Regions from separate parts of the Homo sapiens genome. Here all the other regions are linked to region 1. Evidence: chromatin contacts called from ENCODE Hi-C data. All regions are on one chromosome and are shown on one strand. Each heading gives the region's core, a stretch centred on a gene start or an enhancer-like site at or near the end of the contact. The rest is flanking DNA. Distances are from core to core; before and after follow the strand shown.

Evidence for each region. A loop is a pair of places that touch in the nucleus more often than their neighbours do. Pooled maps may share reads with other maps.
Region 2: a map of MCF 10A shows a loop between it and region 1 (3-fold over the local background). The contact joins two enhancer-like sites. A Hi-C loop is called at or near these places in 4 of 168 maps with a recorded cell type or tissue (K562, MCF 10A, PC-9 and 1 more).
Region 3: a map of PC-3 shows a loop between it and region 1 (4-fold over the local background). The contact joins two enhancer-like sites. A Hi-C loop is called at or near these places in 4 of 168 maps with a recorded cell type or tissue (K562, PC-3, endothelial cell of hepatic sinusoid and 1 more) and 1 of 50 pooled maps.

Annotation. Positions count from the first base shown.
Region 1 is chr3:128,171,767-128,176,041 of GRCh38, reverse strand. All of the region lies in intron 1 of EEFSEC (eukaryotic elongation factor, selenocysteine-tRNA specific), which reads right to left. Among named protein-coding and RNA genes, the nearest start is that of EEFSEC, 20 kb to the right of the region's middle. Within about 2 kb of position 2,106, at least 2 of the 41 ENCODE cell types and tissues checked have a DNase peak (open chromatin) inside an H3K27ac peak, as active enhancers do.
Region 2 is chr3:128,408,370-128,412,644 of GRCh38, reverse strand. It overlaps EEFSEC (eukaryotic elongation factor, selenocysteine-tRNA specific), which reads right to left. Exons shown (of 7, transcript NM_021937.5): 7 at 3,999-4,275. Among named protein-coding and RNA genes, the nearest start is that of DNAJB8-AS1, 53 kb to the left of the region's middle. RefSeq lists cis regulatory regions at 1-124, 858-1,043 and an enhancer at 2,700-3,348. Within about 2 kb of position 3,025, at least 2 of the 41 ENCODE cell types and tissues checked have a DNase peak (open chromatin) inside an H3K27ac peak, as active enhancers do.
Region 3 is chr3:128,380,556-128,384,830 of GRCh38, reverse strand. All of the region lies in intron 6 of EEFSEC (eukaryotic elongation factor, selenocysteine-tRNA specific), which reads right to left. Among named protein-coding and RNA genes, the nearest start is that of DNAJB8-AS1, 81 kb to the left of the region's middle. Within about 2 kb of position 2,515, at least 17 of the 41 ENCODE cell types and tissues checked have a DNase peak (open chromatin) inside an H3K27ac peak, as active enhancers do.

The sequences.
Region 1 (4,275 bases), core at 857-3,356:
GCTTATCTCATTGGATTCTCACACACACGAAAACACTTGTAAGTTTATTCTCCCCATTTTGAAGATGAGAAAACTGAGGCTCAGAGCTGTGCATTCTCACAAGCTGGTCCATCAGGATTCAAACGTGGACCAGCATGCTGAGCCTCAGCTCTTTCCACTGCTCCACTTAACTGAGCACAGCTATGGGTGTCACAAACCTCTAACCGAAGGACAGGGTGCAAATCCAGGCCCCACGCTGAGGCCTACCTGCAGGCCTAATTAGAGGGCTCACTACTAAACCCATGTTCTCCCTCCTTCTGAAAAAGAGGCCCAGCAGGCTTCTCCCAGCACTATGAGTTCCCCCAACAGCAGGGACCATGTCGTTTTCATTTGGGCTTTCCAAAGCCTGCACTCTGTTGGGCTGGCATAGCCCATGTATCTGGGACTCATTAAATGGTAAGGTGATGTCGAATTTTATCAGCCTCCCCTAGAGAACTCCCTCAGCATCTGCCAGCCTTCATGTTGCCTGGGATCCCAGGCCAGTTTTACCGAGAAGGTCGGTCTACATTTTTTCCACCTACGCTCGTCTTCCCCACACCTTGTTCACTCCAATGCCACCCTGTCACCACCCACTGCCCAGGCTGCACAGCAGTAGGACTGCTGCACGCTGGTGTCACAGCTGCTTTACAGCATTCCTCACTAGCCAAAACTAGCCACAGGGCCAGCACCTGGCACCTCCCTTAGAAAGCAACAGGAAACCTGAAGGAAAGACCAAAGACCACAAAAGAGGAAATAATTCCTAGCATTAGAGTATCTCCAGAGCATGAGATTTAATCCCAGGCTCAGGACCTGGGGTTGACTTGGAGAAAAGGGGGGGTTTGCAGCAGTACTAGTAAGAAGAGGAGGGGAAGGAGGAGCGGGGGGAGGCGTGGGAAGAGAAGGGAGGAGGAGTAGAGCAGAGGGGGAGGAGAGGGAGGAAGAGAAGGAGAGAAAAAGAGAGAATGCCGATGATGACATTAGACAGGAGAGAGGCCAGCTTTATCCTGCATCCTATTGAATAGCCAACTAAAACAATAAATCTATTTTTCCCTCTTCTTTGCCTTAAAAAAATTCAAGAATTTCATTTCCTTCTTTGAAACATAGCTCTTGCATAATTGCAATGCTCTTTCCTGCTGTCTGCAATGCTGAGGGAAGAGGACTTTTGACTGCCCCAAGGACTTCAGAAGTGGCTACATTCTGGTGCCAAGCCTGCAGTGCACTAACCCTACAGTAAGGCCTGCTTCCATTTACCAAGTGTCTACCTTGCACCCAGAATGATGCTAACTGTATCACAGTTACTGCTAACTCTAACAGCAAACCCGAAGGTAGGCATTATTCCCTTTCTCTCCTGTTTTAAACAGGTGAAGAAATGAAGGCTCAGAAAAGCTACACGTCCACAGTAATACAAAAAGCCAGCAGAAGGGCCAAGATTCCAATTTCAATCTTCCTGACTCCAGAGCCCAGGCCTGTTGTGCTGCAGCTTCTCCACTCTCTGGGAAGTTCTTTGAGGCAGTCTGAAACCTCCTCTGCGTTTTCCAGAGGCAACTATTAATTAGGCACAATAAGCAAAGCACCAAAGCTTACAGAGTGTTTGCAAACATAAAAAAACTTACTGGCTCCAAAATACAAAAAGAAAACTGCAAAAACTGAAATTACTCAAAGTTCAATTAAATGCCTACTACAATGCAAGAGAACGCCACCTAGTACACTGGGATTCAACTCTGATGTAGGTATTGTAAACTGTATTTTCTGTGTGATGGCAGCACAGTCTATTTGTGTTAGTCTGCTTTCCAGGCTGCAGCGCAGGCCTTAAACCAGCCCTGGGTTTCACTGGCCTTTTTCACCAAAGGGCATTCGTACCAGGCCATGGCAGTCAGAGAGCAGGATCTGTGGAAACAGAGGGGAGGGCCTCTGAGAGCAGCGGCCAGAGCAATGTTTCCTCCTCCAGGTGGCAGAAATAGCTTTTCTAGCCTTGTCATAGTGCCCAACCCTAAGAGATCGCCTTGCAGTTGGGTCCCCACCATTCCTCTCACTTATCTGTGCGAGAATGCGGATAGGGCTGGAAGAGAGCAGGCCATCCACGTGGCAGGCCAAGCCCCTGAAGCACTCTGCCACTGTACACACAAGGCCACACACAACCCCTCCCTGCTATCTTCACTTGGGGCACCATTCTCTCAGCAGTATTTCCTCCATTTTCAACTCTTCCCCAGTATTGGTAAATATTGATAATTACCTCCAAACGCAAAAGTGAAGAAGTTTGTGTTTTGAAATATGATCATAATTCAAACTGGAAGCTGACACTAATCATTTGATGTTCACTTGAAAAGACCAGATAGGCTGTGCAGGAACATTTCAGTAGGGGAACCGATAAGGAGAAGGGAAATAAAAATTATTGGTATTTACTCAGCCTGCAATGCTTGTGGAAGGAAACTCTTTTAAAAGGGGAGCACTTCAGAATGGTTATTCAATCTGAATTTTACAGATAGCACTGGAAATATTTTCTTGCAGAATGCACTCTATCTCCACCATCATATCTCTCCGGTGCGCCATTCACGTCGTTCATTGCAGGAATTCTCACTCAATTTTGCTCCATTATGAGCTGACGGTGACCCAGAGTATACAAGGCATTCAAGAATCTGACTGGAAATTACTACCACAAAACATCTGTCCCATTCCCCGCTTGCCAGCCCTGCCTTAGGGAGTGAAGATGGAAAACAACCCAGAATCCACACGCAGGAACAACTTTTCATTCCCCTCACAAACCAGGCTCCTTTGGAAACTGATGGTTCCAGCATTTTTTTAGAAACTATGTTCCCGGAAAAACATGGCATGGGCCTCTTTTGAAAGCCTTCAGCTCAAAACCCTTCTTTTCCTACCCAGACCCTTCTAATAAAAGCCAGGACAGGAGCTTCACGGGGAAGCAAACATGAAGGCCACCCAGGGTTCTCCCTACTTTGTGTGGTCAGATTCAAATTTTGCATTAAATGCCACTGATCAATTAAAAGACCACAGGGATGTCACACATACTAATACATTCCACAGCTTATGTGGCATCTATCTTATAGACATACTCCCTTTGGAAGATTTATGTTGCGATTACAAAAGAGTAAAAGAAGACATCTGATTTCATACAGGGCTAAGCCTCGGAACCCAGCTTTTCTCCTCGATTGCTATCAGAGGATCGAGGCGGCAGCATGGCACCTCCCATCTAGATTGCATTTCACTTTGCTGCAGATGCTCCAAGGGACCAAGCAATGGACATGCTCAATGAATCAAATAAATGAATAATCCAGAAAGAACTGGTTTGTCTGCAATCAAGAATCAGTGTCTGTGTCTCCATCCTCATGTCCAACAGTGCCCCACCACCTCCATATGCTTATAATTCGTCAGGGGTCAGAGAGATCATTGGCACAGTAACTGCTCCCAGCCAGTCACAGTGGTTCACACCTGTAATCCCAGCACTTTGGGCAGTCAAAGCAGGAGGATCACTTGAGCCCAGGAGTTTGAGACCAACCTGCGCAACACAGCAAGCGCTTGGCTCTACAAAAAATAAACAAACAAAACAATAACTGCTCCCTACTATGTGCCTGAAGCTTTATTTATGGACATCTTTGATGCAACCACCCTGTGAGATAATCATCTGCATTTGAGGTGCACAGACAGGCTCAGAGAGGCCAGGTGGCATTTCCGCTAGACCCAGGCCACCCCTATGCATGGGTTCCTTCGGCCTGACCATCACTATGTCCTTAATGTGCTGGGCCTTGCTACCACTGCTGTTTTCAGTTAAACTCTCTTGGGTGCTAAAGTTATGGAGGCACCTCAAATCAGAAGTTCCAGGTTTGAGGAAGAGAGAGCAGAAAGATATGAGATCCCAATTCTTGCATAGGCTGGAATCTGGTGGGACAGGAGTTGTAAACCAATGCCACTGTCCTTTGTTATCTGTGGGGGATTGATTTGAGGACCCCTGAAGGACCAAAATCTGAGGATGCTTAAGGCCCTGATATAAAATGACAGAGTATTTTCATATAACTTATGCATATCCTCCCATATATTTAAATCATCTCTAGATCACTTGTAACTAATAAAATAAAAATGCTATGTAAATAGTTGCTATACTTTATTGTGTTTTTAAACATATCATTTTTTTGTTGTTGAATTGTTATTTTTGTTGTTTTCATTTTTTTTTTTTTTAATATTTTCAATCTTCAATTGGTTGAATCCACAGATTTGGAGGGCCAGCTATGTCTTTCTGGCTTA
Region 2 (4,275 bases), core at 1,776-4,275, 240 kb before region 1:
GTCTGGAGCTATGACCTCATCCCTCCTCAGCAAGCAGGCACACGGGCCCCAGCGAGCACTTCCTCGCCACAGCCTTCACTCTGCTGTTCCCTCTGGCAGGTGCCACCCTTCCTTGCCCTGGCAAACTCCTACTCTCCCTTCAAGACCTTGCCCATGCAGCCCCTTGGCAGGAGGCCTCCCCAGTCCCTGCCTCAGAGGACAGACAAGGCTGAACTAGGAGCTGGGAGGCTGTCAGCGGGGCTGGCCTTGGTCTCTGGAAGGGAATCTGGAGATGCTAACCCCCACATGGAGGCTGCTCGGCAGAGGAGGCCAGGGCCGGGACCAACTCCAGAGTGAGCTCGGACTGACAGGCTCCTGCACTCCCCAGACAGGGGTCTGGCCCTGGTATGCTTCCTGTAGAATAGAGTGATAAGCCTCCCTTGAATCCCACCCAGTCCTGGAGAAGAGGCCCCACTAACCTGCATGCCCTTTGCCCATGGGGCAAACTAGCACTGGATACACTGGAACTGAGGCACATTTTACACATGGGGACACTGAGACATGAGGTTAGGGAACTTGCCACCACCCTGTGTACACTGGACTCGATCCTCCTTCACCCCACTCCCACACCCAAAGAGATACACACACTGACAAACACCGCAACCCTCCCAAAACACACACGGAGCACATGCAGACACGTCTGAGACATCGCGGATCCATGTGCACAGATGCACACCCAGACGTCAGCACAGGCTTGGAGATGCCTGGTGCACCAAAGCCCGTGTGCGCACATGCACATGCATGGCCAGGGCAGGAGGCCTGGGAGCACGGAAGCTGCCCCTTCTCCTGCCCCAGGCCCCCAGGGCTTCCCGTTTACGAGACGTTATCTATTGAAAATATATTAACCCAGAAGCCTGTTTCCATCAGAGTCTCGATTCCAGGGACATTTCCAGATAAGCCTTATCTCTTCGTTTGTGCATTAGCCCTGCTGGTCGGGGGCCTGCCAATCACCGCTGCCCCTCCTGCCCCAGCCCATGGCAGGATGTCGGTCCATGACCTCACTCCATGTGGGCAGGCAGGTGAGGGGGCCCAGGGCACTGCTGCCCCATGCCCCACCCCACCCATCAGCCCACAGAGGACCCCAGAGGGCACCTCTTTTCCAAGGACACGCCTGAAGCACTGGTGGGCAAGGGACTCTGGAAGAACCTGGAGCCTGGACTCAAACTCCAGCTCTATCTGGGGCAGCTGCAGGCAGCCAAGCCCTGCCCTGCCCACACCCCTGGGAAACCGGCATGCTGCTGCCACATCACTGCTGTGGGTAGATGAGCAGATTCGGTGAGTTTACCTGTGTCGGTGGCTGCAGTGAGCTTGGCCCACTGGAACCCTCTCCTACATAAAACACGCGGGCCTGGGGTTGCCCAAGGCATCCTGGGGGACGGGGGAGCCAGGGAAGGGGACGTGCATGCCCACACCTTGGCCTCAGCCAGAAGCGGGTGCTGGCACCAGCTCCTGCCCACCGTCCCGGCTAGGCTGCACCTTCAAAGGCTGCGCGCCCTGGCCCGACCCCACTAATGGACGCTCGGGTTTCCACCGATGCCGGGCCTGATAGAGGCCTCTCCTGGGGCAGTCGGCTGGGCGTTTTCAGGCCACACAGAGCAGGTCCGCCTCATTACACACTCAGGGCGCTCAGAGGCTCCTGGGAGTCGCCCTGGGCTGCCCCTCCTCCCTTCTGTGCCTCTGTGCCTCAGTTCCTCCACCCGAGCCCCCTCCTTCCCGGGACTTTGAGGAGCACGGTCTTCAGACCAGTAGGGAGGTGAGAGGTGGGGTGGAGGTGGACGCCTGCACAGAGTTCCTGGAAAAACGGCTTATTTGGGGCTGGTGTCACTTCCTGAGGGGTTCTGGGCCTTTTGCCTCTCAGTGGGAGATGTGTGGGGCCCACCCTAGGGCCGCAGGTAATGTGGGGTCAGCAGTGTGCCTGGCAAGTCTCCCACCCCCAGGGCAGCCCTCTGGCATGGCTGCTTTTCTTCTTCCATTTTATACATGGGGACACTGAGGCATGAGGTTAGGGAACTTGCCCAAGCTCACACCGCAGGCAGGGAGAGGCCTGAATCTGTGCCCTGGTGGCGGCAGCCACATTCGCCCTGTGTGCTCATCTTTCCTCCACACCTGATCTGGCCCCAGAGCCAGCTCCCATGGCTCCCATGGAAGCTCCCATGGACAGCTTCCATGGAACCCCATGCTTGGCACAGTGGTTCCACTGGGTCACATCACCCCTCATTTAGAAAGGGACAGTGACACACCCAAGGTCACCCTGCCCATGCAGGCCAGGACCTGGGGCTGAGCTCAGAGCTTTCTGTCCCAATGTGCAGGGACTCTGAGGGGGCTGGGGAGGGAGCGGTCAGGGAGGGTGTGGCCTGGCTCCCAGCTCAGCCCCACACTGAGGAGGAGGGAGGTTTCCTCGCCTAAGAAGTGAGTCCTTGGAGCTGGGTTCGGACCCAGTGCTGGCCCTCACCAGCAGCTCCCAGATCTGTGCTGGGAGGTGACCAGCCTGGACAGCACTGGCAAGTGCTCAGAGGGGCCTCTCCTGCCCCCAGGGACTGACAGGCTGGGGGCTGTGAGCCCAGCTCGGTGCTGACTGAAGCCCTCCTGGAGGTCTGCTCCCTTCTTGGGCTGCCCTCCCCTGGGGGACCAGCAGGCTAGCAGGGAGCCTGGTGTGGGCTCAAAGCTGCTGCCAGTTTCCTGGGCGGAGTGGCCTCAGTGAAGTGGCACTGCCTTCCTGGTGAAACAGTCTGCAGGGCCAGGTAGGGTGAGGAGGCCGTGGGGCACAGCACACAGTGGGGTCGGGGCACAGCACACAGTGGGGTCAGGCCCCAGGGAGAGGGGCCACTGCAGTCCCAGGAAGTGTCTGCTCAGGCAGCGGCAGTAGAGGGGGAGTCGGCTCCTAGGCAGAGGGCTGTCCTGATTCACAGTGCAGACAAGCCGCCCTGGCACCCGCAGCCTGCAGCAGCCGCGGAGGCCACGCTCACCGGGGCCACACTCTCTCTCACGTTCCTCCAGGGCCAATCCCCTCAGGGGACTGAACTGGGAACCCCACTTCCCCATGGCTCTCAGCTGTTGCCCTTGACTGCTGCTCCAGCCCTGCTGCCTGGGTCTGGGCCAAGGTTGACGAAGGGTGGCTGGGCCAGTCGCCATCGCTGGTATCCTTGCAGCTCGGGGGCTTTGCTCTGCTGTTGGTGTATTTAATTAACTGCCTGTTCCCCACCCACCACGTGCACACGGGACACACACACACACACACACACACGGCTCTGGGGCTTAACAGGCCCAAGTCATTTGATCGAAACCTGCCCCTGTTAATATTTTTAATGCCATTTGCAAATTAAAGCATAATGCACCGATTACTGGGATAAAAGGGAGGCCTCTGCGTCTGTCTGGAGACCAAATAAAGGAACGTTTGAACATCTGTTCATCCTGCAAATGTCTCTAAAAGCTTTGATTTCCCCTCAGTCTGTTGACTCCACCATTCACCCCTTCCTGAGTATCCCACAGCCTGGGGCTACAAGGCAGGGTGGTCTGTGGGTGCAGGGGATGGCAGATGGCTCTGCAGGGTGCCCTCACCATGCTAGCCTCCACTTTCTGGGAAGTATGTGGTTCTCAAACTTGAGGGCAGGGGCTGAGGGACTCCTCGTGTTGGGGTGGAGGAACAAGCCTCCACCTGCTCTGCCTGATGCTCTGGCCAGGCACCCTGCTATTCCCCAACTTCCCTGTGGGTACCTTCCCTGGACCCAGCTGCCCAGAGAATCCCCATTCTCCCTGAAGGCCCAGAGCGCCCCAGGAGCCACCTAGTGGGGTTGAGAAGCGCAGACACTCTGCAGACTCCCACAGCCTACAGACTCTGAGTTTGGGTCCCTTCCCTGGCCCCGACCTGGGCAGGAACTCTTGGGATTTCTGAGATTCCCCTTGGAACACAGCTGGGGAGGGCGGCGGACCTAGTGAAGTCACAGAGAGAGAGACACCAGTAGAGTGGGCTGGGGCCACGGGACATTTATTTGTAGCCATCAAGTGCCTGCCCACCTGGGGGAGGGTTGAGACTGGCCTGCAGGTGGCCAACAGATGGGGCAGTGGAAGATACTGGCTACCAGCCCTCTGCCCATGGCCCTTTCCTAGTTGGGCTGGGGGCTGTCCTGGGTGGGAGTGTGCAGGGGCTGGAGGAGAGACCCTCCTGGCCCCAGCAACCCATCCCCCTCAGCTCCTCACCAGGGCTCAGCACCAAGCTTGGGGGTGGGGGCTGCTGCT
Region 3 (4,275 bases), core at 1,266-3,765, 210 kb before region 1:
GATAATACCACCTCTCTTGGCAGACAGTGAGGAGGAGTCAGTGAGGAAACCCCTGTGCACTAGCCCAGCAAATGCTTGGGAAACAGCGGCTGAATGAAGTTAAAGCTCTGTTCCTCTGATGTGGTCCCTCAACGAGTTCTTGACCTTGGACGTGTTCCCTCTCCAGCCTCAGTTGCATTCCCTAGGGGCTCAGGGGTACAGCCACCTCAGGCCTTGTACCCTCCACTCCATCCCCAGCAACTGGCGTGCTTGTGCATGCGTGCATGTGGGAATGCTGGGAGAGACGGGTGCCCGCCTACAGGGCTTTGGTAAGGCCCCCACAAGCTGGCAATGCCACCTGTGTATGCTGGGTCCTGAGCACTTCACCCCCACACTCACTCTGCTCTGGTCTGCTCATCTCCATCCTGGGACACCCCATTCTGGCAGCTGGACCCCACAAATCACCTCTGAACCAGTCCACTCACAACATGGCCCATGAGGTCTTCTGGAGGCTCCATCAGGCTGCTGCAGGGGAAACCCCGACCTCTTCCAGCATTTAGGTATCTGGTTCCCTTGTGTAGTCCTCCACAGCCCAGCCACTCTGGGCAGCAGTGGTACCTTCTCTCCTGGGCAGAGCCACGGACGCTTCTGCCTGGAACACCTCTCCCCAGGCTGTCTCTCCACCCTCCTCCAAGATGGAACTCAGTACTGCCTCCTCTAAGAAGGCCTCCTTAGCTAGGCTCTGTGCCTGGGCTTCCTGGGGCTCACCACTTTCACAAAGATCAAAAAGAACTATATTAGCTTGGGAGTAGAATCTAGCCTCCATGGCATTTTTGAAATATTTGAACTACTAACTCACCTTTTAAATCAGGACATTTGACATACAGTTCTGAACTTCTAGTTTGTCTTGAAAAGCTAGAAGACTTCTCTTTGGATTCCTACCCTGCCACAGTGGGCTGGCGTGGGCCTGTGCTGGGCCCTGGGCACACCAGCTACTCTCTGTCACCGCTCATGTGCTGCTGCTTTTACCTGAGACTGGCTCCCCTCATTTCTGTCACCTGCCTGCCCCTTGAAGGCATCTGTATCTGAGTCTGAGCCCCTCCTGTCCCAGCCCTATGGCCCCAGCACCTCTGACTCAGGGCCTGGCACGAGGCCAGGAAGGGGGTGGTGCCTGCCAAGTGCTGGCTGATGCCTTCCAGGCCAGGGCACAGCCACCTTGCTCTCCTCCTCCAGGAAACCCAGTGTAACACACAGCCAGGAGCTCAGGCTCTATACCCAGACCACCAAGATCCCGACCCTAGTCCAGGCGCAGATCAGCTGCGTGCCTTCACAAAAGACATGTGACCTCTCTGCGCCTTAGTCTCCTCATCTGAAACATGGGAACAGGTTTGGTGTAAGGCCCAAGTGAGTTCATATAACAGAAAGTGCTTAGAACAGCGGCTGGCACAAAGCAAGGTCTAAAGAATGTTTACTATTTTTATTCCTTACCCAAATCACCCCACCCCATTCACTGAGCATACCTTCCCCATATTCACGGAGCACTTATTGTGCCCTGGGCCCTGTTCCAGGGGTGGGGGTCCAGCATGGTGTGAGTTATTTCTGTAACGGGGACAGGCTTGTAACCAATAGATGAATACAGGAGAAAGTTTCCGATAGTGCTAGATGCTAGGAAGGCAGTACAGCAAAGAGACAGCGGGATGGTGCTGGGTTTGGGGGTGTTCTTTTGGAAAGGGTATTCAGAGGGGCCCGAGGAGGCAGTGTGGGAAGTGGGGCCTCAGAGGCAATGAGATCTGAGGAACTGGGGGCAGGGATCCACTCAGGTCTTCCAGGAGGCAGGGAGGGGCTGGGGGAATGGGGGCGCCTCCAGCCAAGGCAGCCTGCCATCTCAGGGAGGCAGCAGGTGACTGCCCAGCACAGACTCCTCTGCCCGCTCCCTTGTGTGGACAAATGAGCTGGGTTGAATTTCCCGCCAGGGTCAGGGGAGTTGGGGAACCTGGAGGGAGAAGAGTAGGGGTTGCTTTTTCTTCTCTCTCTCCCTCTTTTTTTTTCGGGCTCATCCTAGTATGGCTCTGAGACTACGGAGGGAAAAAGGGCAAGAGTTGAGAGTGGCAGGAATTTATGAGCTCAGAGTTCAGGCTGCCTTTGGCAGGGGTAGGGGAAGAGGGCTCCTTTTGCCAAAACAATATTTAATTTCTTTAAGGCAGCCACAAAGCCATGATTAAGCTTGGGGTCCTAAAACAAGCCCATAAAATCGAAAAATATTTATCTGGAAGGGTGGCAAGTCCAATAAAAGTTTTATGAATGTTTTACAACTGCCCTGTCAGGAAGCTGGCCTCTCACTCACCTCCCCCCTGTCAAAAACACACCACACACACAAAAGCGTGAGCACGCACACACATACATGGACACACATAGACGTAGGCGCACCTGCATGGAGCCGAGCCCACACAGCTCCTGCTGGTGCCGTGTCCGCTGGGCGCACACAGCCTGCTCTGAGACGAGGGCATAGGGTTGCCTCTCCCTGCACGCTCCCTGCTCTGCTGAATCCTGGCACAGCGTGTCTGCCCTGGGCTTGGTTGGCATCCAATTTCCCATGACACTTGCCTCAAGGCCCAGGAGTCTGAAGGAAGCATTTCTGATTTGAGGCCTTGGGTTTCTCTCCACAAGCAGCCCAGAGGGGCTTACAGAGAGGTCATGATGGGCAGTGCTTTCTTCTTCCTGACAACCCCAGGAGCTGGGCGTCATAGCCCCCATTCTAGAGAGCAGGAGACTCAGAGAGGAGAGGGCCTTGCCTGGGGCCACCTGGGAAGTGGCTTCACAGAACCACATTCGGGCCTATCTCTAGTGTCTCCTCCCGTCCCGAGGTAGTGGATGGCGTCCTCACGTGGCCCAGCGTACTTGTGCTCCACTGTTCTTCCCCCTGCTCCCTGCTGCCCCAGCCACAGGCCCTTCTGCTCTTTCCTTTTCCACCTCAGGGAAAGGAACATCTTTGTGCAGATCCCTCCCAGAATGCCCTTCCTGCTACCCTGTAGACTCTGAACCCCGGGCCAGGTCTCCTGGGTGCTGCTTCCTTAGAAGTGCCCTGCATTTCCTGCAGGCCCCACGAAGATGCCCCTTCCGTGTCAGACCTGCCCTCTTCCTCCACGGCACGCAGCTGCACAGAAGCTTATGCTCCTGGGCCTGACCAACTACCCCTTCTGTGGAAGCTCCAGGAAGCAGGCCCAAAGCTGTCTCTCTTGCCACTGAGTCCTAGCCTGAGCTGAGGGTTGGCACGCAGAGGTGATTGACGCATGAATGTACAGATCTGGGGCTCCAGAGCTCTGGCGCTGTTCAGGCCTAATGGAACTCATCCTGGCCTTGACCCAAAGCCTGTTCTTGCCTCATGAGACATCATCCCACTACATGGGGGAAGGCCCAGCCCCCAAAGCCAGTTTCCAAATCTTTGACCTGATCATTTATTTCTAGCAATCGGCAATCATCCCTTTCTAACAACAATAAAGATGACCACTCAGGGAGAGGGCCAAATATACACCAGCCGCCCAACCCATTCATCTCCACTTGCTTCCCATTTCCTCTTCACAGGCTGCAGAGCTGTGAACCAACTGCCTGGTGGCACTTAACCCATGGTCCATTCAAACCCAAGGGTGTCTGACTCCAAGTCATGGATAGGAGGTGGTCTCTAGCAGGAAATCACATGGAGCAAGCCAGGGGCCTGGCTTTCCAACTAAATGCCCAGGTTTCCCTTCACCCCATAGCAAGAGCCAATCAGAAATCCCAGCTCCACTCTGCTTAGGGGAGGCCCAAAGATTCCCTGTCAAGGCCTGATATTCTGGGTTGATCCTAGGCCTCCAAGAAACCAGGCTGAGCATGAACTTCTGGGGAGAAAGCAGCTCTGATTATCAGATGGCTGCATCCATCACCTGGCGGGAACGGTGAGTCAGATAACACAGTGCTGGTGGGGGAGAGGCCGGCACCATTGGGGCCCCCTCCACCCACAGGTGCACATGTCCCAGCACCAGGTGACCCTACTTGCCTAGAGAAACCCTCTTATACTGCTCTGCATTGTGGAGACGTGGACACAACCCACCCAACAGGTCGCAGGTGTACAAATTGTTTAATTCGGACTATGGGATAACATATAGCAGTCAAATGGAGTCAACCAGAACCGCTGACCAGAACAGCAAGTTCCACAAAGAAAACATCAGTGTTCTAATAACACCTGGGTCAGTGTGAAACCAAGTATGTAAAACGTAAAGCACGTACGAACCCTCCAGGCTGCTCAGGAGGCCACCCTAT